Linked DNA regions of Homo sapiens: region 2 is linked to region 1. Evidence: chromatin loops called from intact Hi-C (ENCODE). Cell type or tissue: breast epithelium. All regions are shown on one strand. Each heading gives the region's core, and the rest is flanking DNA. Links, peaks and the distances in the headings are about the cores only.

What was found. Hi-C counts contacts between places; a loop is a spot of excess contacts. Peaks named below come from ENCODE experiments on the same cell type or tissue, not always from the same donor. Only the 100,000 strongest peaks of a DNase experiment are listed, where the experiment ranks them.
Region 2: a loop joins it to region 1, with 16 times the contacts of the local background. A loop is called at or near these places in 1 of 110 quality-filtered maps.

Annotation. Positions count from the first base shown.
Region 1 is chr12:122,402,436-122,413,283 of GRCh38, forward strand. The region is part of intron 1 of CLIP1 (CAP-Gly domain containing linker protein 1); the gene reads right to left. Among named protein-coding and RNA genes, the nearest start is that of CLIP1-AS1, 12 kb to the left of the region's middle. RefSeq lists an enhancer at 1,174-1,223. In breast epithelium, for the core only: no CTCF peak of the experiment used is centred there; no DNase peak of the experiment used is centred there.
Region 2 is chr12:122,654,616-122,665,463 of GRCh38, forward strand. No RefSeq gene overlaps it. Among named protein-coding and RNA genes, the nearest start is that of MIR9902-1, 36 kb to the right of the region's middle. RefSeq lists an enhancer at 2,061-2,110. In breast epithelium, for the core only: no CTCF peak of the experiment used is centred there; a DNase peak (open chromatin) is centred at 5,196; H3K27ac peaks cover 540 bases.

The sequences.
Region 1 (10,848 bases), core at 2,434-7,433:
GAGCTCTGGTCATGGCACTGCACTCCAGCCTGGGCAACAGAGCAAGACCTCATCTCCTGCCTGGGCGTGCTGGTTCATGCCTGTAATCCCAGCACTTTGGGAGACCGAAGCACATGGATCACTTGAGGTCAAGAGTTTGACAGCAGCCTGGCCAACATGGTGAAACCCCATCTCTACTAAAAATATAAAAATTAGTCGGATGTGGTGGTGGGCACCTATAATCCCACCTACTCCGGAGGCTGAGGCAGGAGAATTGCTTGAACCCAGGAGGCGGAGGTTGCAGTGAGCTGAGATAGCGCCACTGTACTCCAGCCTGGGTGGCAGCACTACATTCCAGCCTGGGTGACAGACCAAGACTCTGTCTCAAAAAACAAATATCACCTCGTCTCTAACAACAACAAATGTGATTAACGTAAAATTATTAACATTTTACATTCTTTTTTCATAATAGATCTTTGAAATCCAGAGTGTATTTTATACTTACAGCACACCTCAATTTGGACTCACCACATTTCACGTGCTCAATACGTGATTATGTGGCTCGTGGCTACTACATAGGACACCACCAGGCTAGAATACATACTGGAAGCAGAAAACAAGCAGCTCTCCTCTTGGCATCGATAGTAAAACTAACAAGCAGATAATACCCCAGGCCCCCCTGGATATGCAACATCCATCTTCTGTGCTCCATTACAACATGTATGTGAGGAAAAGGGCAGAGAAATGTAAAACTCCTGAATCTCGAGCCAGGAATAATTTAATTGTTCTTAGCATAGAAAAGGAAAAAATAGCACTTACAGTAAGAGGAACTTTAAAATATCTATTTGACAGGTGATACATAATGTATAAGGAAGCTCTGCTGGCAGCACAAGGCACTGCCCAGTAAAACCGAGAGCTCAGCACAAAGAGTTTGAAAACACACCCACATGAAACTCAAAGCAAAATACAGTACAGAGACTGAGCTACCGATGAAAAATTTAATAAGTATGTCTCAAAGCACATGAAAGGAACCTGTGGCTGGAGATTTAAGGCCAATACAGTAGGAGACATCATTTCTTGTTTTGTTTTTTTTTTTTTTTTTTTTGGTCTGTTTGTTTTTTTGGCACAGAGTCTTACTCTGGTACCCAGGCTGGAGTGCAGTGGCATGATCTCGACTCACTGCAACCTCTGCCTCCTGGGTTCAAGCGATTCTCCTGCCTCAGCCTCCTGAGTAGCTGGTATTACAGGCACCCGTCACCACACCCAGCTAATTTTTTTTTATTTTTAGTAGAGACAGGGTTTCACCATGTTGGCCAAGCTGGTCTTGAACTCCTGACCTCAGGTGAACCACCCACCTTGGCCTCCCAAAGTGTTGGGATTACCACATGAGCCACCGTGCCCAGCCGCATATAGCTGTTTCATTGGCCCATATTCTAACACCTGGGAAACTTGTTAGTCTTCCGAATAAGATACAGAACACTCCTTGTGCACATTTACACAGAGTGGTCCGATGACATGATGACACTGTGTGACTGCTCAGAATGTGTGCCCTAACAACAGTTCCGTGACTCAAAATCAAACCACAGGGCATGAAGGCAGGGAGCATGCACTCCAAGGTAGAATACCCGGTAAGCGCATGAGTGAGCGGTCTACGCGAGCTGAGGACAAGTGACAGACACCTAAGAGCATCGTTGACTCTGGCTTCCCAAAGCTTGGCCCTGAACACAGGGAAAATGTGTGTGACGCCACCAAACACAGTTTGGGGCGCAGGCCACAGAAGGGCCAATGTATCAAATCAGTGCACTAACAAGCGAGATTCACTGGACAGAATATAAAGCAGGGGCCTGGAGACACTGGTTTCAGTATCAACTAGTAGGCTGATTTAAAAGGTAACAGAATAGGCCGGGTGCAGTGGCTGACGCCTGTAATCCCAGTACTTTGGGAGGCCAAGGTGGGTAAATCACTTGAGGCTAGGAGTTCGAGACCTTCGGGCTGGCCAACATGGTGAAACCTGTCTCTACTAAAAATATAAAAATTAGCTAGAAGTGGTGGCACATTCCTGTAATCCCAGTTATTCAGGAGTCTGAGGCAGGAGAATCGCTTGAACCCGGGGAGGTGGAGGTTGCAGTGAGCCAAGATTGCGCCACAGCACTCCAGCCTGGGCAACAGAGCAAGACTCCATCTGAAAACAAAAAACAAAGGCCAGGTACAGTGGCTCACGCCTGTAATCCCAGCACTTTGGGAGGCCGAGGCAGGTGGATCACGAGGTCGGATCCATCAAGACCATCCTGGCTAACACAGTGAAACCCTGTCTCTAATAAAAATACAAAAAAAAAAAATTAGCCTGGCATGGTGGCGGGCGCCTGTAGTCCCAACAACTCAGGAGGCTGAGGCAGAATGGTGTGAACCCGGGAGGCGGAGGTTGCAGTGAGCCAAGATCGCGCCACTGCACTCCAGCCCGGGTGACAGAGCGAGACTCCATCTCAAAAAAAAAAAACAAAACAAAAAAAAACCAACATGGTGCCATGTGTTCACACTTCCATTCTTCCATTCAGTTCCACATATCCCCATCAAGTTCACTGCCTTGTCTATAGGACTGACTTAAACCACCTCTAGAGTCAGGTGTCAGAATAAGAGCATTCCATCATCTTCAAAAACACATGCCTTTCACATGAGATTACTTGTTTTATTGAATATTAAAGTCACTCAGCCTGTCCTTTTTTCCATTCCTGTCATGACTATTTATAAGCACCAATATTTCTTCACTGATCTGCATCCCCTGTGTAATCCCATGAGACGTTCTGTCACTGCTGCATGGCTCCTGTTGCCGTCATTGCCTAGATTCACAAGGGACGCGTTCTCGCAAGTACTATGGTCAAAAAAGTCAGAAGGATTCCAGGAGCCGTAACTCTAGGTTTTTTTTAGTCTTTTGTCACTTTACTGTGCTAGGACCACTAAGATCTATTTTCACTGATATTTCTCTAAGTATGTGGGTATTTATGTATGCTTCATACACGATATATTATATATAACTTTTTAAATAGGCCAGACTCAGCTTTAAAATTAACACAAAGATTAAAAAAGCAAATAGCAGCCAGGCGCGGTGGCTCACACCTGTAATCCCAGCACTTTGGGAGGCCAAGGCGGATAGATCACCTGAGGTGAAGAGTTCAAGACCAGCCTGGCCAACATGGCAAAACCCCATCTTTACTAAAATACAAAAATTAGCCAGGTGTGGTGGTACACACCTATAATCCCAGCTACTCGGGAGGCTGAGACAAGAGAATCACTTGAGCAAGGGAGGCAGAGGTTGCAGTGAGCAGAGATCATGCCACCACACTATCTCAAAAAAAAAAACAAAAAGGAAACAGCAGCCGGGTGTGGTTGCTCACGGCCGTAATCCCAGCACTTTGGGAGGACAAGGCGAGCGGATCACCTGAGGTCAGACGTTCAAGACCAGCCTGGCCAACTTGGTGAAACCCCCTCTCTACTAAAATGCAAAAATTAGCCGGGCATGGCGGCAGCTCCGGTAATCCCAGCTACTCAGAAGGCTGAGGCAGGAGAATCGCTTGAATCCGGGAGGCAGAGGTTGCAGTGAGCCTAGATGGCACCACTGCACTCCAGCCTGGGTGACAGAGCAAGACTCCATCTGGGGGATGGGGGGCGGGAAGCAAACAGCATATCTTTAAGGATAAAGTACGAAAGATGAGTAAATATTGTAATCACTGTTTATTTAAAAGGTCAATGCCGGCCAGCTCAGTGGCTCACGCCCATAATCCCAACACTTTGGGAGGCCAAGGTGGGCAGATAGTTTTGAGCTCAGGAGTTTGAGATCATCCTAGGAAACATGGCGAAACCCTGTCTCTGCAAAAAATACAAAAATTAGCCAGGCGTGGTGGTGCGTGCCTGTGGTCCCACAGAGTGAGACCTTGTCTCAAACAAGTAAAAATAAATGGATCAATGTGAAAAGCCCATTCAGACACTAAAGGACTGACACAAGTCAGTAAGTATCAGAAAATTAACTGGCCCCTTAATTCAAAAGGAGCTACAAGGAAGTTTTATTTCCAATTTCTAACTGAGACAAACCTTACAGAGCAATTTATAAAATTAGCCTGCTAACCTTAAGTGTTGATTTGAGAATATCACACAATAAGACACTGACAGTAAATACAAAGTTTATGGTATCTTTCCAAAGTCAAGAGTAGACATACCCCTTTGAAAAATTATTCTGTGCTTAAGAAAATTATATGTATTTAAAACTTAAGGTGTGTATGACATAGTACAGAATACAAGTTGTACCTAGAGAAGTTTTAAAAAGGAAGGACAGGATTAAAAACTAACCCAGGGAGAAGGTTGGGGCATAAGACAATGTTTTTTTTAGAGATGGAACTCTGAGCTCTGATGCAACTGCCTGCAATTATGAATGCCTTTGCACAGCTCAGTCTGAGTGCAGATTTATATTCCTACTACTTAGCACGCAGAAAATAAAGAGCCTCCCAATGTTCCTCCATCTGCAAAAAAAAAAAAAAATGTTTTAAGGGAACATGGAAAGCTGAATAATTTGAGTTATTTTGTTCATTTACACAAAATTCTACAAAATTCCTGTGACTTTGTAACTCTAACACATACCACTAGCTTAAGACACAGATCTTAAAAGGGGCTGAAATTACTAGGCCTCTCTAGTATCTCCCAGAAGAACTTACTTAATGGGTCGGCAGCAGTCAATTATACTAACGTGTAAAAAGAAGCAATGTGCTTAATATAGCATCATAAAATGTTAGAATCAGAAGAGACTGTAGCAATCTAGTTCAACTCTCTCATTTTACCAACAAGAAAACTGATTCTAAAAAGTGAAATCACTTGTCAAGGTCATACTTACTTAACAGTCTAGGACTAAAACCCCAATCTCCAGGCTCCTGACCCTAATGTAAACTGATGAATAAATGTTTCTAAATTATTATATACAGCAGTGAGATCAAAGAGTCAATCTCAAGGCAAGTTAAAACTGACCTCCCCAGCCAAGGTGGTTCACACCTGCAATCTCAGCACTTTGGGAGGCTGAGGCAGGAAGATCACTTGAGCCCAGGAGTTCAAAACCAGCCTGGGCAACACGGCAAAACTCCATCTCTACAAAAAATTAGCCAGGTATGGTGTCGCGTGCCTGCAGTCCAGGCTATCTGGGAGGCTGAAGGAGGATCACCTGAGCCCAGGAGATTGAAGCTGCAGTGAGCTGTGATTGTGCCACTGCACTCCAGCCTGGATGAGTTTTTTTTTTTTCTTGAGACAGAGTGAGAACACGTGCTACAAGGAGGGTTTTTGGTGAGACCCTGTCTCAAAAAAAAAAAAAAAAAAAAAAAAAGAATTGATTTCCCTTTCCATTCTTCACAAAGGAAAAAAGTTGGCATATTGTTGCCTGCCCCTTAAACAGTCAGACATGGCCCACACCAAAAGCAAAAGCATACCAAAACTGCTCTGAACAAGAAAAGGGTACAAAGACAACTCCTAGAAGAATCAAGGTCTTTCATATTGGATTGGGTTTTTTTCTTTTCATAAAAGCTTTCTTGCCTGTAATGCCAGCACTTTGGGAGGCCGAGGCAAATCACCTGAGGTCAGGAGTTCAAGACCAGCCTGACTAACATGGCGAAACCCCATCTCTACTAAAAATACAAAAATTAGCCAGGCATGGTGGCGGGCACCTGTAATCCCAGCTACTCAGGAGGCTGAGGCAGGACAATCACTTGAACCCGGGAGACGGAGGTTACAGAGCTCACACCATTGCACTCTGGCCTAGACGATAAGAATGATACTCCGTCTCAAAAAAAAAAAAAAAAAGGTTCTTGTTTTTATTTTGCAAATGAGCAAGTTTAATAGTTGCTATAGGTCTTGAGAGACAATGGACAAATAACCACATTTTTTTGAGACATTTCTTTATTTTTTATTATATATTTTTTTGAGATGGAGTCTCACTCTGTCGCCCAGGCTGGAGTGCAGTGGTGCAATCTCAGCTCACTGCAACCTCTACCTCCCAGGTTCACGCCATTCTTCTGCCTCAGCCTCCCGAGTAGCTGGGACTACAGGCGCCTGCCACCACACCAGGCTAATTTTTTGTATTTTTAGTGGAGACAGGGTTTCACCGTGTTAGCCAGGATGGTCTCGATCTCCTGACCTCGTGATCCACCCACCTCGGCCTCCCAAAGTGCTGGGATTACAGGTGTGAGCTACCGCGCCCAGCCTATTCTGTTTTTAAGAGACTATGTTGCCCAGGCTGGTCTTGAACTCCTGGGCTCAAGAGATCCTCCTGCCTCAGCCTCCCAAAGTGTTGGAATTAAAGGCATGAGCCACTGTGCCCGGCCTATAACCACGTTTCTATTTTCACAATACTACAGGGCACCTTGATATTTTTTTTATTGTTTATTATTTTTTTGAGATGGAGTCTCCACTCTGTCACCCAGGGTGGCACGATCTTGGCTCACTGCAACCTCCGCCTCCCAGGCTCAAGTGATTCTCCTGCGTCAGCCTCCCAAGTAGCCAGGATTACAGGTCTGCACAACCATGCCCGGCTAATCTTTATATTTTTGTAGAGACAGGGTTTCACCATGTTGGCCAGGCTGGTCTCAAACTCCTGGCCTCGGGTGATCCGCCCGCCTTGGCCTCCCAGAGTGCTGGGATTACAGGCATGAGTTACCACGCCCAGCCTATAATATTTTTCTTTTCTTTTTCTTTTTTTTTGAGATGGAGTCTTGCTCTGTTGCCCAGGCTGGAATACAGTGGCATGATCTCAGTTCACTGCAACCACTGCCACCCAGGTTCAAGCGATTCTTCCGCCTCAGCCTCTGGAGTAGCTGGGATTACAGGCATGCGCAACCACGCCCAGCTAATTTTTATATTTTTAGTAGAGACAGGGTTTCACCATGTTGGCTAGGCTGGTCTCAAACTCCTGGCCTCAAGTGATCTGCCCACCTTGGCTTCCCAAAGTGCTGGGATTACAGGCACGAGCCACCACGCCCAGCCTATATTTCAAGAGAAGCAGTCTACTAAATTTACTCACAAATCCATAAGATAGTTTCTGTACAACCACCTTAGATGCTGTAAGTGGAAACTAGGAATTGGTTTCATTTGGATTTTAATTTTTTTCAAGACAGAGTCTCACTCTGTTGCCCAGGTTGGAGTGCAGTGGCTCAATCTCAGCTCACTGCAACCTCTGCCTCCCAGGTTCAAGCGATTCTCCTGCATCAGCCTCCCGAGTAGCTGGGATTACAGGCCCCTGCCACCACCCCCAGCTAGTTTTTGTATTTTTAGTAGAGACAGGCTTTCACCATGTTGGCCAGGCTGGTCTCGAACTCCTGACCTCAGGTGATCTACCCACCTTGGCCTCCCAAAGTGCTAAGATGACAGGCGTGGGCCACCGCGCCCGGCCTCATTTGGATTTTAAAATCTAACTTCAGTGTTTGTTATTTTTATTTTTTTTTTTTTTGAGACTGAGTCTTGCTCTGTCACCCAGGCTGGAGTGCAGTGGTGAGATCTCGGCTCACTGAAAGCTCCGCCTCCTGGGTTCACGCCATTCTCCTGCCTCAGCCTCCCGAGTAGCTGGGACTACAGGCGCCTGTCACCATGCCTGGCTAATTTTTTGTATTTTTAGTAGAGACAGGGTTTTGCTATGTTGGCCAGGCTAGTCTTGAACTCCTGGCCTCAAGTGATCCACCCACCTCAGCCTCCCAAAGTGCTGGGATTACAGGCATGAGTCACCATGCCTAGCCTCATTTCTTGCTCTTAATCTGCAATCCATTAACAGCTACAGTTTCCTCGAGAGCAGGACACATGACTGTTTTACTCAACTTTCCCAGTGTCTGGGCTAGTACCTCCCTATAGTAGATGCTTAATAAATATCTGCTAAATATAGAAACTAAAAGATAAAGGCATTCTTTTGTATACCATTTTCATTCGAAATGGTAACATACCATTGTTCTATACTTTGCCTTTGTAAAGTTATATTTATTTATGTATACACACACACACATATATATACACACAGACACACACACACTTTTTTTTTTTTTTTTTTGAGATGGAGTCTCGCTCTGTCACTCAGGCTGGAGTGCAGTGGCGCAATCTCGGCTCACTGCAACCTCCACCTCCTGGGTTCAAGCGATTCTCCTGCCTCAGCCTCCCGAGTAGCTGGGATTACAGGCACGTGCCACCACACCCAGCTAATTTTCGTATTTTTAGTAGAGACAGGGTTTTGCCATGTTGGCCAGGCTGGTCTCGAACTCCTGACCTCAAGTGATCTGCCCACCTCAGCCTCCCAAAGTGCTGGGATTACAGGCGTGAGCCACCACATCCGGCCTTATAAGTAATATTTTGAAGGTAAAAAGAAAAAGATAACAGGTTTGTTTCTCCAAAGAAGCTATACAAACGGCCAATAAGCACATGAAAGGATGTTCAATATTACTAGCCACCAGGTAAATACAAATCAAAATCACGATGAGATACCACACTGCACACTCACTAGGATGACTATAATCAAAAAGACATAGAAGTGCTGGTGAGGATTTGGACAAGCTGAACCTCATTCATTGCTGGTGGTACAACCACTTTGGAAAACAGTATTGTACTGCCTCAAAAGGTAGAGTTCGCATATGACCCAGCAATTCTATAACATTCTTAGGTATAGGCCCAACATAAAAGCAAGCATATGTCTACACAAAAAATTAGACACAAGAGCCAGGCATAGTGGCTTACGCCTGTAATCCCAGCACTTTGGGAGGCTGAGGTGGGCGGATCACCTGAGGTCAGGAGTTTGAGACAAGCCCAGGCAACATGGCGAAACCCTGTCTCTACTAAAACTATAAAAATTAACTGGGTGTGGTGGCAGGCGCCTGTAATCCCAGCTATTGGGGAGGCTGAGGCAGGAGATTTGCTTCAACCCAGGAGGTGGAGGTTGCAATGAGCCGAGATCACGCCATTGCACTCCAGCCTGGGAGACAAGGGCGAAACTCCATCTCAAAAACAAAAACAAAAAATTTATACATGAATGCTCACAGCAGCAGTATTCATGAGACAAAAAGTAGAAACAATCCAAAGGTTCATCAAGTGATGAAGAGACACAATGTGGTATTGGGGTATATCTACACAACAGAATATTACTCAACCATAAAAAGGAATCAAGGGCAGATGCATGCCACAACATGGAGGAACCCTGAAAACACTATGTTAAGCGAAGGAAGCCAGTCATAATGTATGATTCCCTTTATAAGAAATGTCCAGAATAAACAAATCTGTAGAGACGAGAGTAGATTTGCCATGTTGCCCAGGCTGGCATCAAACTCCTGGCCTCCTGCCTAGGGCTGGGAAAGTTGGCAGAAATAAGGAGTGACTGCTAATGGATACATGATTTCTTCTGGGGATGACAAAAATATATTAAAACTTACTTTTCCAAATGGGAGAAAAGGAAAAAAAATGAAAATATAATAAAACTGATAATGGTGATGGGTGCATAACTGCGAATATACTAAAAAACCACTGAATTGTATACTTTAAGTTACTAAACTGTATGGCATATGAATTATATCTCAATAAAGCTGTTATTTTTTAAAAAACTGGTGTACTTAGCAGTTTTCCTACTTACTATCTACAACCAGTTATTTTCTTTTTTTTTTTTTTTTTTTTTTTTAAGAGACAGGCTCTCACTCTGACACCCAAGCTGGAGTGCAATGGCACAATCATGGCTTACTGCAGCCTCAACCTCCTGGGCTCAAGGAATCCTCCCACCTCAGCCTCCTGAGTAGCTGAGACCACAGGTACACAACCATCCCTGGCTAACTTTTGTTTTTGTAGAAATGGAGTTTTGCCATGTTGCCCTGAGCTCACGGGATCCATCCACTTCAGCCTCCCAAAGTGCTGGGATTACAGGGGTGAGCCACCACACCTGGCCAAAAAAATTTTTTAATAAGAAGACTGAGGCCAGGCGTGGTGGCTCACCCCTGTAATCCCAGCACTTTGGAAGGCTGAGGTGGGCGGATTTCATGAGGTCATCAGTTTGAGACCAGCCTGGCCAACATGGCGAAACCCCGTCTCTACTAAAAATACAAAAATTAGACGGGCAAGGTGGCACGTGTTTGTAATCTCAGCTACTCAAGAGGCTGAGGCAGGAGAATCATTTGAACTCGGTAGGCGGAGGTTGCAGTGAGTCAAGATCACGCCACTGCACTCCAGCCTGGGTGACAGAGCGAGACTCCGTCTCTAAAAAACAAAAAAAAACCAAAGTACATACTCTAAAGTATCAAAAAGATTCCTCTGGGCAGTAGCATCATGGATAATTTGTTTTTTTCTGTGTTTTTGTATCTATGCAAATTTTATAATTTATACAATTAACCTACATATTTTAAGAAGAGAACATTATGTTACTAAAATGTAAAGCCCATCTTAAAACTAATACATAAAGAAAAAAATAAACCTGAGACCCTAAAAAAAACTTCACTGGAAAACATTTTCTAAAATCTAAACTTGACTAGATTCTCAAGATGACAACCTAAGCAAGCTACGTATCCCTTTCAACAGAAACTAGTCACATGGTTTCATGTAATAAAGACACCCACTTTTCAGAAACCCAGGCAATAAGTTTTCTTTCACTTAGGCTATAAAAAAAATCACCCTGCTTATAAAGTTTATTTACGGTCTAGAAAGGAAAAGTCTAAATAGGTCCCTTCCTGCTTTAAGGTATTAGAACATAATGTCTCTAATAAAAAGTCATTATATGGGGTAAATCAGGAAGAGAGAGGAGGCAAGAGGTCAAAGGCCTTGATTAAAAGATTTTCAGGAAAACATCCCTACTGACTCTTATCTTTCCTGAGAAGAGGGGGAGAATATGCC
Region 2 (10,848 bases), core at 2,781-7,780, 250 kb after region 1:
CACTGCATTCCAGCCTGGGCGATAGAGCAAGACTCTGTCTCAAAAAAAAAAAAAAAAAAAAATTAACCAGGTGTGGTGGTACATGCTACTCAGGAGGCTGAGGCGGGGAGTACGAGGCTGCAGGAAGCCATGATTGCGCCACTGCACTCCAGCCTGGGCTACGAAGACCCTCTCTCCCCTCCAACCAAAAAAAGATGAAAAAGCTCATTTCTTTCGCTTTTGCTGTAGCAACATGTTGTGTCATCATTTCTGTCCAGCGAGGGATACACAGGGATGTGAAAGGGCCACTGTCAGTCTAGGGATTCTTCTTCCCATTGGATAAAACTAACACCTTGGGTTTGCTTTTTCAGAACCTCGAAGTCTGTATCAGTTAGGGTGTTTTTGGCTACAAGTAATGGAAAACCCAGCTAGAAATGGCTTTAAGCAAAGACATCATTTATCGTCTTGCTTAATCAGAGGTCCAGAGTTCCCTGAACAGGCCAATGACATGGCCGAGCTCCGTCTACCATCTCATCCCCCATCCTCTACATGCTGATTTGCTCTTTGCTTGTCTCCTCACAATGCAAAAAGGCTGAGCCACTCCAAACCTTCTGGCCTTGCAAGAATTTTCAAATATCCTTTTTTTTTCAAATGAGGTGAAATTCACATAACATAAAACTAAACTTTTTATTTTTTAAAAAAAATTCATCTCCAGCCACGTCCTTTTGAAAAACTAATCATTTTAAAGTGAACAATTCTGACCGGGCGTGGTGGCTCACATCTGTAATCCCAGCACTTGTGGAGGCCAAGGCAGGCGAATTACTTGAGGTCAGGAGTTCGAGACAAGCCTGGCCAACATGGTGAAACCCCATCTCTACTAAAAATACAAAATAATTAGCTGGGTGTGGTGGCTCATGCCTGTAATCCCAGCACATTTTTTTTTTTTTTTTTTTTGAGACGTAGTTTCACTCTTGTTGCCCAGGCTGGAGTGCAATGGTGCGATCTCGGCTCACTGCAACCTCTGCCTCCTGGGTTTAAGCGATTCTCCTGCCTCAGCCTCCCGAGTAGTTGGGATTACAGGCATGTGCCACCATGCCTGGCTAATTTTGTATTTTTAGTAGAGATGGGGTTTCTCCATGTTGGTCAGGCTGGTCTGGAACTCCCAACCTCAGGTGATCTGCCCACCTCAGCCTCCCAAAGTGCTGGGATTACAGGTGTGAGCCACCGCGCCCGGCCAACCCCAGCACTTTGGGAGGCCAAGGCGGGCAAGTCATTTGAATCCAGAAGTTTGAGTCTAGCCTGGCCAACATGGTAAAACTCTGTTTCTACTAAAAAAAAAAATACAAAAAAATTAGCCGGGCATGGTGTCGGGTGCCTGTAATCCCAGCTACTCGGGAGGTTGAGGCAGGAGAATCACTTGAACCGGGGAGGTGGAGGTTGCAGTGAGCCAAGATCACGCCATTTCACTCCAGCCTGGGCAAAAGAGCAATAGTCTGTCCCAAAAAAAATAATAAAAATAAAATAAAGTGAAAAATTCTGTGGCATTTAGTACCTTCACCATGTTGTGCAGCCACCACCTGTATCTAGTTCCAAAACATTTTCTTCACACCCAAAGGAAACCCCATACCCATCAAAAACAATCCTCCCCATTCCCCGACTCTCAGCTCATCTGATTTCTAAGTATTTGCTTATTCCGGACATTTCATATAAATGGAGTCACACCATGCGGGGCCTTTTGCACCTGGCTTTTTTCACTTGACATCATGTTTTCAAAGTTCCTCCATGGGACAGCTTGTGTCAGTGCTTTATTCCATTTCATGACCAAATAATAATACATTCTGTCGTACACAGACACCATATTTTGTTCATTCATCAGTTGATGGGCTGTTGGGTTGCTTCCACCTTTTTGCTCTGGTGAATATTGCTGCTATGTACAGGCCTGTGCAAGTATTTGAGTAACCTGTTTTCAACTCTTTTGGGCATGTGACTAAAAGTGGGATTGCTGGGTCATATGATAATTCTATGTTTAATTTTTTGAGGAACTGCCAAACCAAAAGGTCCTTTTCAAAAGTGAAGAAAATCTTCTGAAAAGCATCCCCGGAAGACTTCCTCGACACCTTACTGGCCAGAATGATGTCACTTCTCCATGCCTACAGCGTGGTCTTGGCAAGGAGAGTGATATTACCAAGACTGGCTTAAACTGATCAAGACTCAGTTTCTGTACTGGATTGGCACCCAGTCACCTCTGAATGACACTGTCGCTTGGAGGAGGGTCATTTCTAGAAGGTGGTGACACAGCTAGGTGAGTTCTCTGTCGACCACCCCCTCCCCCAACATTATTAGAGCAATTTGTGTTTCATTCAAGGGCGTAATCTAGTCTGTTCCAGCAGCCAGGCAGCCTTCCCTTTAGGGGTTGTGTAGCTGTCTTTGTTCATTGGTGTGTTTATTCTGCAAACATCTGTCTTAATAAAGAAGTGTGGGAACAAGAGTCATGACCAACAGCAAGAGGATAAAGGCTGTGTGAAGTGGAAGCTCAAGAAATATCGGAGGAGGTGTCTGGCACAATGGTGCATGCCTATAATACCAGCACTTTGGGAGGCTGAGGCAGGAGGATCACTTGGATCAGGAGGTCAGGAGTTGGAGACCAGCCTGGGCAACATGGTGAGACCTCATCTCTATAAAAAATAAAAAATTAGATGAGTTTGGTGGTACGCACCAGTAGTCCCAGCTTCTTGGAAGGCTGAGTTGGAGAGATTGTCTGAGCCTGGGAGGTCAAGGCTGCAGTGAGCCATGATCACACCACTGCCTCCCAGCCTGGGTGACAGAGTGAGACCTTGTCTCTAAAAAATAAATAAATATAAAAAAAGAGAAATATCAGAAGAAGGATCCTGAATGGTATGGGGTGTGCTTTACCTTGTAACGCCCTTGCAGAGATGCTGGGAGTGTATTTCAAGACCCCCATTTGTGGCTGGGTATGGTGGCTCGTGCCTGTAATCCCAGCACTTTGGGAGGCCAAGGCATGCAGATCACCTGAGGTCAGGAGTTTGAGACCAGCCTGGCTAACATGGTGAAACGGCAAACCCCGTCTCTACTATAAAAATAATAATAATACAAAATTAGCTGGGCCTGGTGGTGCACTCCTGCTACTTGGGTGGCTGAGGCAGGAGAATCGCTTGAACTTGGGAGGCAGAGGTTGCAGTGAGCTGAGATCAGGCCACTGCACTCCACCCTGGGAAGCAGAGTGAGACTCTGTCACAAAAAAATAAAAATAAAATAAATAAAATAAAGCTGGGCACGGTGGCTCACGCCTGTAATCCCAGCACTTTGGGAGGCCGAGGTGGGTGGATCACCTGAGGTCAGGAGTTTGAGACCAGCCTGGCTAACATGGTGAAACCCCGTCTCTACTAAAATACAAAAAAGTAGCCAGGCATGGTGGCAGGCACCTGTAATCCCAGCTACTCGGGAGGCTGAGGCAGGAGAACCACTTGAACCCAGAAGGCAGAGGTTTCAGTGAGCTGAGATCGTGCCTCACACTCCAGCCTGGTCAACAAGAGCGAAACTCCGTCTCAAAAAAAAAAAGAAAGTCTCAAATAAGAGTTTTCTTTTCTCCTTGCTACTTGCCAGTTCTGTGAACTTGCATCTGTAAGATGGAAATAATATTATCTGCTCTAATATGTAATAAACAGGTGAGAACAATTTATATCCTTTGCAATCCATAAACTACTATTCATATTAAAATTTTAAGGTAAATTCTTACCTATTTAAAAAAAATTGGCCAGATGTGGTGGCTCACACCTGCAATCCCAGCACTTTGGGTGGCTGAGGTAGGCAGATCACTTAAGGCCAGGAGTTCGAGACCAGCCTGGCCAACATGGCAAAACCCCATCTCTACTAAAAATACAAAAATTAGCCGGGTCTGGTGGTGCACACCTGTAATCCCAGCTACTTGGGAAGCTGAGGCAGGAGAATCACTTGAACCCGGGAGGCAGAGGTTTCAGTGAGCCGAGATAGCGCCACTCTACTCCAGCTTGGGTGACAGAGTGAGATTCTATCTCAAAGAAAAAAAAATTGCAGCAGTTTAATGACACAGCAGCCACCTATCTTTAGGACATAGCTTATGGGAATAAGTACACAAGGACATAGAACAGCCTCACACTACTGAGTCCATCAACTGCAGAGTTCGTGCATTTATATTCTATAAAAAGCTCAAGCCTTTAAACAGTGTCTATTTTCTTTTGTTATGAGACATTTCATTTATTCTTTTTTTTTTTTTTTTTTGAGATGGAGTTTCACTCTTGTTGCCCAGGCTGGAGTGCAATGGTGCAATCTCGGCTCACCGCAACCTCTGCCTCCCGGGTTCAAGCGATTCTCCTGCCTCAGACTCCTGAGTAGCTGGGATTACAGGCACACGCCACCATGCCTGGCTAATTTTGTTGTTGTTTTTTTTTTTTTTTTTGAGACGGAGTGTTGCTCTGTCGCCCAGGCTGGAGTGCAGTGGTGCGATCTCGGCTCACTGCAAGCTCCGCCTCCCAGGTTCACGCCATTCTCCTGCCTCAGCCTCCCGAGTAGCTGGGACTACAGGTGCCCACCACCACGCCTGGCTAATTTTTTGTATTTTTAGTAGAGACGGGGTTTCACCATGTTAGCCAGGATGGAAATTTTGTATTTTTAGTGGAGATGGGGTTTCTCCATGTTGGTCAGGCTGGTCTTGAACTCCTGACCTCAGGTGATTTGCCCACCTGGCCCTCCCAAGTGCTGGGATTATAGGCCTGAGCCACCGCGCCCAGCCCATTTATTATTTTGATAAATATGTACTGAGTTCAAAAAAATAAAAGGAAAACTGACAGCTATTTGTGACAAGAAAGTATTTAAGGGAAATACTTATTATCTTCACATCGCCTTCTCTGGGTGTCAGACTGGGAAGCGTCACTGAGGTCCTTCAAGGAGCAAGCGAGGCCAGGCACAGATTCCAGGGACACCGCTAAAGCACAGTGAGAACTCATTTGTTTTTATCTTAATGTTTATAGGAAAAATAATGTTTGAGGGTAAATGATTGTTATCGGCCCACAAAGGGCAAAGAAAGGGCAGGCTGTACAAATCTAACCGCAGTTCCTCCTGTCAGTCTTTCTCAGCATTGCCAGAAGAGAAATCTGTGGCGCAAATACGGTGTCATGTGACCATTTGGCTTCAGTTGACTGGACCAGCTACTGTCATCCATGCCTGGAAAGTCATCCACAGGCTGGCCAGAAGCCCATGAAGTGACCTGGTACAAAAGCTTTGCTCAAAAGGACATGCTCTAGCTGAATGTAGTTTCCTATAGCTACTGAAACAGATCACCACACACTTAGTGGCTTAAAACCGCAGAGCTGGCCAGGCTCGGGGGCTCACACCTGTAATCCCAGTACTCTCGGAGGCCGAGGTGGGCAGATCACCTGAGGGCAGGAGTTTGAGACCAGCCTGGCCAACGTGGTGAAACCCCGTCTCTACTAAAAATATGAAAAATTAGCCGCGTGTGGTGGTGAGCGCCTGTAATCCCAGATATTCGGGAGGCTGAGGCAGGAGAATCACTTGAACCCGAGAGGCAGAAATTGCAGTGAGCTGAGATTGAGCCACTGCACTCCAGCCTGGGCGACAGAGCGAAACTCCATCTCAAAACAAACAAAAAACCACAGAATTTTATAAGTCCAAACACAAGGGGTCAGTTGGGCCACGCTCCCTCTAGAGGTTCTAGGAGAGAATCATTTCTTGCCTCTTCCAGCTCCTGGTGGCTCCAGGTTTTTGGATGGTAGCTGCATCACTCCCATCTCTGCCTTTATCCTCACATCACCTTCTCTGTGTGTCTCCTCTGTGTGTTTTATTTCTTTTCTTTTTTGAGACAGAGTCTCGCTCCGTTGCCCAGGCTGGAGTGCGGTGGCGGGATCTCAGCTCACTGCAACCTCCACCTCCCGGGTTCAAGCGATTCTCTTGCCTCAGCCTCCTGAGTAACTGGGATTACAGGCGCCCACCACCACACCCAGCTAACTTTTGTATTTTTAGTAGAGATGGGGTATCATCATGTTGGCTGAGCTCGTCTTGAACTCCTGACCTCAGGTGATCCTCCTGCCTTGGCTTCTCAAAATGCTGGGATTACAGGCATGAGCCACCATGCCTGGAGACCTCTGTGTATCTTATAAAGACACTTGTCATTGGATTTGGGGCCCATCCAGATAATCCAGGATGACCTCATCTTGAGATCTGAAATGTAATCATGGGCAAAGACCCTTTTTTCCCAGTGAAATCACATTCACAAGTAAGCTTCCTGGGGTTAGGATATGGACATGTCTTTTGGGGGAGCCACCCTTCAACTCCCTACAGTTGGCTAGTGACTACTGGACTCCTATCCCCCACCCACAGGGAACGGGCATTGCTGGACGGTGGCAACAATCCAGTGGGGTCTTCTCTTCATGGAAGTCTGAACTTGAAACATATAAGAAATTGACACTGCCACTGGAGTTGTGCAGAGGCCAGAAAGAGGACAGGTGGTAGATACTGTGGGTAAGGAAAAGCCAGGAGGTGAGCAGGAAACCAAGTCAGAAGTCAGAGGCACAGTCAACGAAGCAGTGCCACGAGGATGGTGCCAATGCCTGTGGTTGCCCAGCAACCACATTTCATCAATCTGAAGATGCACCTTTCCCCGCCCCCCGCCCCGCATTTTGGCATTTTGGAATGTGTCTAACAACAGACGATGTCTTATTTGCTGCTTTTGGTCGGGCGGCAGCCCTGAGGTTGCTGGGACTGCCCGCAGGTAGGTGAACTCCTAGAGCGTTGTGATCCCCACGGGCAGAGCAGGCGCTGGTGGCTTTGGGAACACCGCGGGACCCTTTTCACTCCTAAGAATCCGAGGGTCAGATGCGTTTGGCAACATTCTCACAGGAGGAGTCAGAGGAGGCTCTCCTGCATGATGGGTGAGCCGGCATAGGAATTGTGCCAAGGGCCATTAGATTTTGTAGAGACTCTGAACCCCCTGTCCAGAGGACAGGAGCTGAGGACAACAGCAGGCGAAAAACACAAACCTCAAAGTGCGTGCACTGGAAAGAGACCAGAAAGCCAGATTGAAAATGTGGAGGTGTTGCAGGAGTAAATCACCGGTTTCCCTTACATCATCCTCTTTACTTTATTTACTTATTTACAGACAGGGTCTCGAACTCCTGGGTTCAGCGATCTTCCTGCCTCGGTTTCCTGAGTAGCTGAGATTGCAGGTGCCTTTTTACTTACAAAAATTTTTTTAATTGAGAGATAGAAATTGTATATATTTATGGTGTACAGCATGGTGTTTTGAAATATGTATACATTATGGAATGGCTAAAATGAGCTAATTAACATATGCATTATCTCTCATGACTTTTTTTGTAGCGAGAACACCTAAAATCTACTCTTAACAATTTTCAAGGACACAATCCATTGTTGTTGACACTATTTATTCATTTATTATAGAAATGGGGTCTTACTATGTTGCCCAGTCTGATCTTGAACTCCTGGCCTCAAACGATTCTCCTGCCTTGGCTTTCCAAAGCCTCTGTGCCCAGCCATTGTTGACTATAGTCACCATGTTGTACAATGGATCTCTTGAATTTATTTCTCCTGTCTAACAGAACATTTGTACCCTTTGATCAACCTCTCCCCAACCCAGCCACCCACCTCCAGCTCCCGGTAACCACCATTCCACCCTCTGCTTCTATGAGTTCAACTTTTTTAGATTCATATATAAGGGAGATCATGCAGTATTTGTCTTTCTGCGTCTGGCTTACTTCACTTAACATAAAGTCACCCAGGTTCATTCAAGTTGTGGCAAATGACAGGATTTCCTTCTTTTTAAACGCTGAATAGTACTTCATTGTGTATACACCACATTTTCTTCATTTATCCACTGATTGACACCTAGGCTGATTCCATATCTTTTTTTTTTTTTTTTTTTTTTTGGAGACAGCATCTCTCTCTGTCACCCAGGCTGGAGTGCAGTGTCACAATTTTGGCTCACTGCAACCTCCACCTCCCGGGTTCAAGTAATTCTCCTGCCTCAGCCTCCCAAGTAGCTGGGATTACAGGTACCCGCCACCATGCCTGACTAATTTTTGTATTTTTAGTAAAGATGAGGTTTTTGCTATGTTGACCAGGCTGGTCTTGAACTCCTGACCTCAAGCAATCCTCTCACCTCGGCCTCCCAAACGTGAGCCACGGCGCCCGGCCAGCTCCTATATCTTGACTGTGGATAATGTCATGAAGAATGCTGCAATAGACATGGGTGTGCAGGTATCTCTTCAACATACTGATTTCATTTCCTTCAGATATGCATTCAGTAGTGAGCTTTCTAGATCATATGGTAGTACTATTTATAATTTTTTGAGGAACCCCCATGCTATTTCCCATAATATCTTTCTTTTCATATATACACAAGACTGATATAGGAAATAAAGAAACACTGGAGACTAAAAGAGTCAAATGAAATTTTGAAGCAATAAGAAAGAAGTATATTATAGTTAAATTGTGTGCATTTTCTTTCTTTCTTCTTTTTCTTCCTTTCTCATTCTTTCTCTTTCTTTCTTTCTGATGGACTCCCTCCCTTCCTTCCTTCCTTCTTTCCTTCCTTCCTTCCCTCCTTCCTTCCCTCCCTCCCTCCCTCCCTCCTTCCTTCCCTCCTTCCTTCCTCCCTTCCTTCCTTCCTTCTTTCCTTCCTTCCTTCCCTCCTTCCTTCCCTCCTTCCTTCCCTCCCTCCCTCCCTCCCTCCCTCCTTCCTTCCTTCCTTCCTTCCTTCCTTCCTTTGTCTCCCTCTGTCACCCAGGCTGGAGTGCAATGGCACAGTCCTGACTCACTGCAACTTCTGCCTCCCGGGTTCAAGCAATTCTCCTGTCTCAGCTTCCTGAGTAGCTGGGATTACAGGCGCGTGCCACCATGCCCGCCTAATTTTTGTATTTTTAGTAGAGATGGGGTTTCACCATGTTAGCCAGGCTGGTCTCAAACTTCTGACCACAGGTGACCCACCCCCCTCAGCCTCCCAAAGTGCTGGGATTACAGGCGTGAGCCACCGCGCCCGGCCTGTTTTTCTTTCTTCATAGTTTATGAAATAATGATACACAGCTTCTAAGAGATGGTATCTGAGACTTGATTAAAGACCGGTTCCAGTTCTTCATGAGGCTCCACAGTTTCCAGAGCATTCTTGCTTGCCCACGATTGCTTCTATAACTTCCATCACCTTGGTCACCTGAGTGTGCACTTGGCTTCTTGCATCCCTGAGGGCCCCAAGTAACCCACAAAATCAGACAAATGTTGGACAAGAAACAGTAATTAAACCCAAAGCTTTGCAGGCCGTGAGTGAACACCATTCCCCCAAACCCTGGATTAGAGAGAGACAAGGGGGCAATTTACCTCAAGGGCCAAGATCCCTTCCTTACCGTTTTTATTTATTTATTTATATTTATTTATTCATTTATTTATTTTTGAGACGGCGTCTCGCTCTGTCGCCCAGGCTGGAGTGCAGTGGCGTGATCTTGGCTCACTGCAACCTCTGCCTCCTGGGTTCAAGCGATTCTCCTGCCTCAGCCTCCCAAGTAGCTGGGACTACAGGCATGTGCCACTATACCCAGCTAAGTTTTTGATTTTTAGTACAGATGGGGTTTCACCATGTTGGCCAGGCTGGTCTCGAACTCCTGACCTCAGGCGATCCGCCCACCTTGGCTTCCCAAAGTGCTGGCATTACAGGCGTGAGCCACTGGGCCCGGCCTTAATTTTTGTATTTTTAGTAGAGACAGGGTTTCAACGTGTTGGCCAGGCTGGTCTCGAACTCTTTTTTTTTTATTTTCATTTTTTTTGAGATAGAGTCTTGCTCTGTCACTCAGGCTAGAGTGGAGGGGCGTAATCTCGACTCACTGCAACCTCCACCTCCCGGGTTCAAGCAATTCTTGTGCCTCAGGCCCGCAAGTAGCTAGGATTACAGGCACACGCCACTGTGCCCAGCTAATTTTTTGTATTTTTAGTAGCAACGGGGTTTCACTATGTTGGCCAAGTTGGTCTCAAACTCCTAAACTCAGATTGGTCTCGAACCCCTGGCCTCAAGTGATCCGCCCACCTCGGTCTCCCAGAGTGCTGGGATTACAGATGTGAGCCACTGTGGCTGGACCCCTCACTGTTTTAAAGACTTGAATTATTGAGGTATTTGCTTTAAAGGTAACAATCTTTACAGTGTTGAGATACAGACTAAGGCCGGGTGCAGTGGCTCATACCTGTAATCCCAGCACTTTGGGAGGTCAAAGTGGGAGGATTGCTTGAGCCCAGGAGTTCAAGACCAGCCTGGGTGGGCAACATGAGACTTCAACACTATAAATAATTAAAAATTAGCTGGGCATGGTGGTACATGCCTGTGGTCCCAGCTTCTCAGGAGGCTGAGGTGGGAGGATCACTTGAGCTCAGGCCATCGAGGCTGCAGTGAGCTGTGATCACGCCACCACACTGCAGCTGGGGTGACAGAACGAGACCTTGTCTCAAAAAAAAAAAAGAGAGAGATTACAGACTGGTCTTTAGCTCAGTGTTTCTCGACCTTTCTTTCTCATTATTGCCCCTCCCCACTTTGCCTTTTTAGATTTTTTTCCTTAGATTTCCCACCATGAATTTTTTTATTGTGAAAAGACATATATATATATATAACATAAAAGTCACCATTTTAAAGTGGTGTTAAGTACATTTATAATTTGGTGCAATTCTCACTCCACTTTCCCGTTCTAGAGCGTTGTCTTCACTCTAAACAGAAACCATTAAGCTGTCACTTCCCATTCTCCCCTCCCCGCCAGTCCCTAGTAACCACTAAGGTTACTGTCTACAGATTTTGCCTATTCTGGA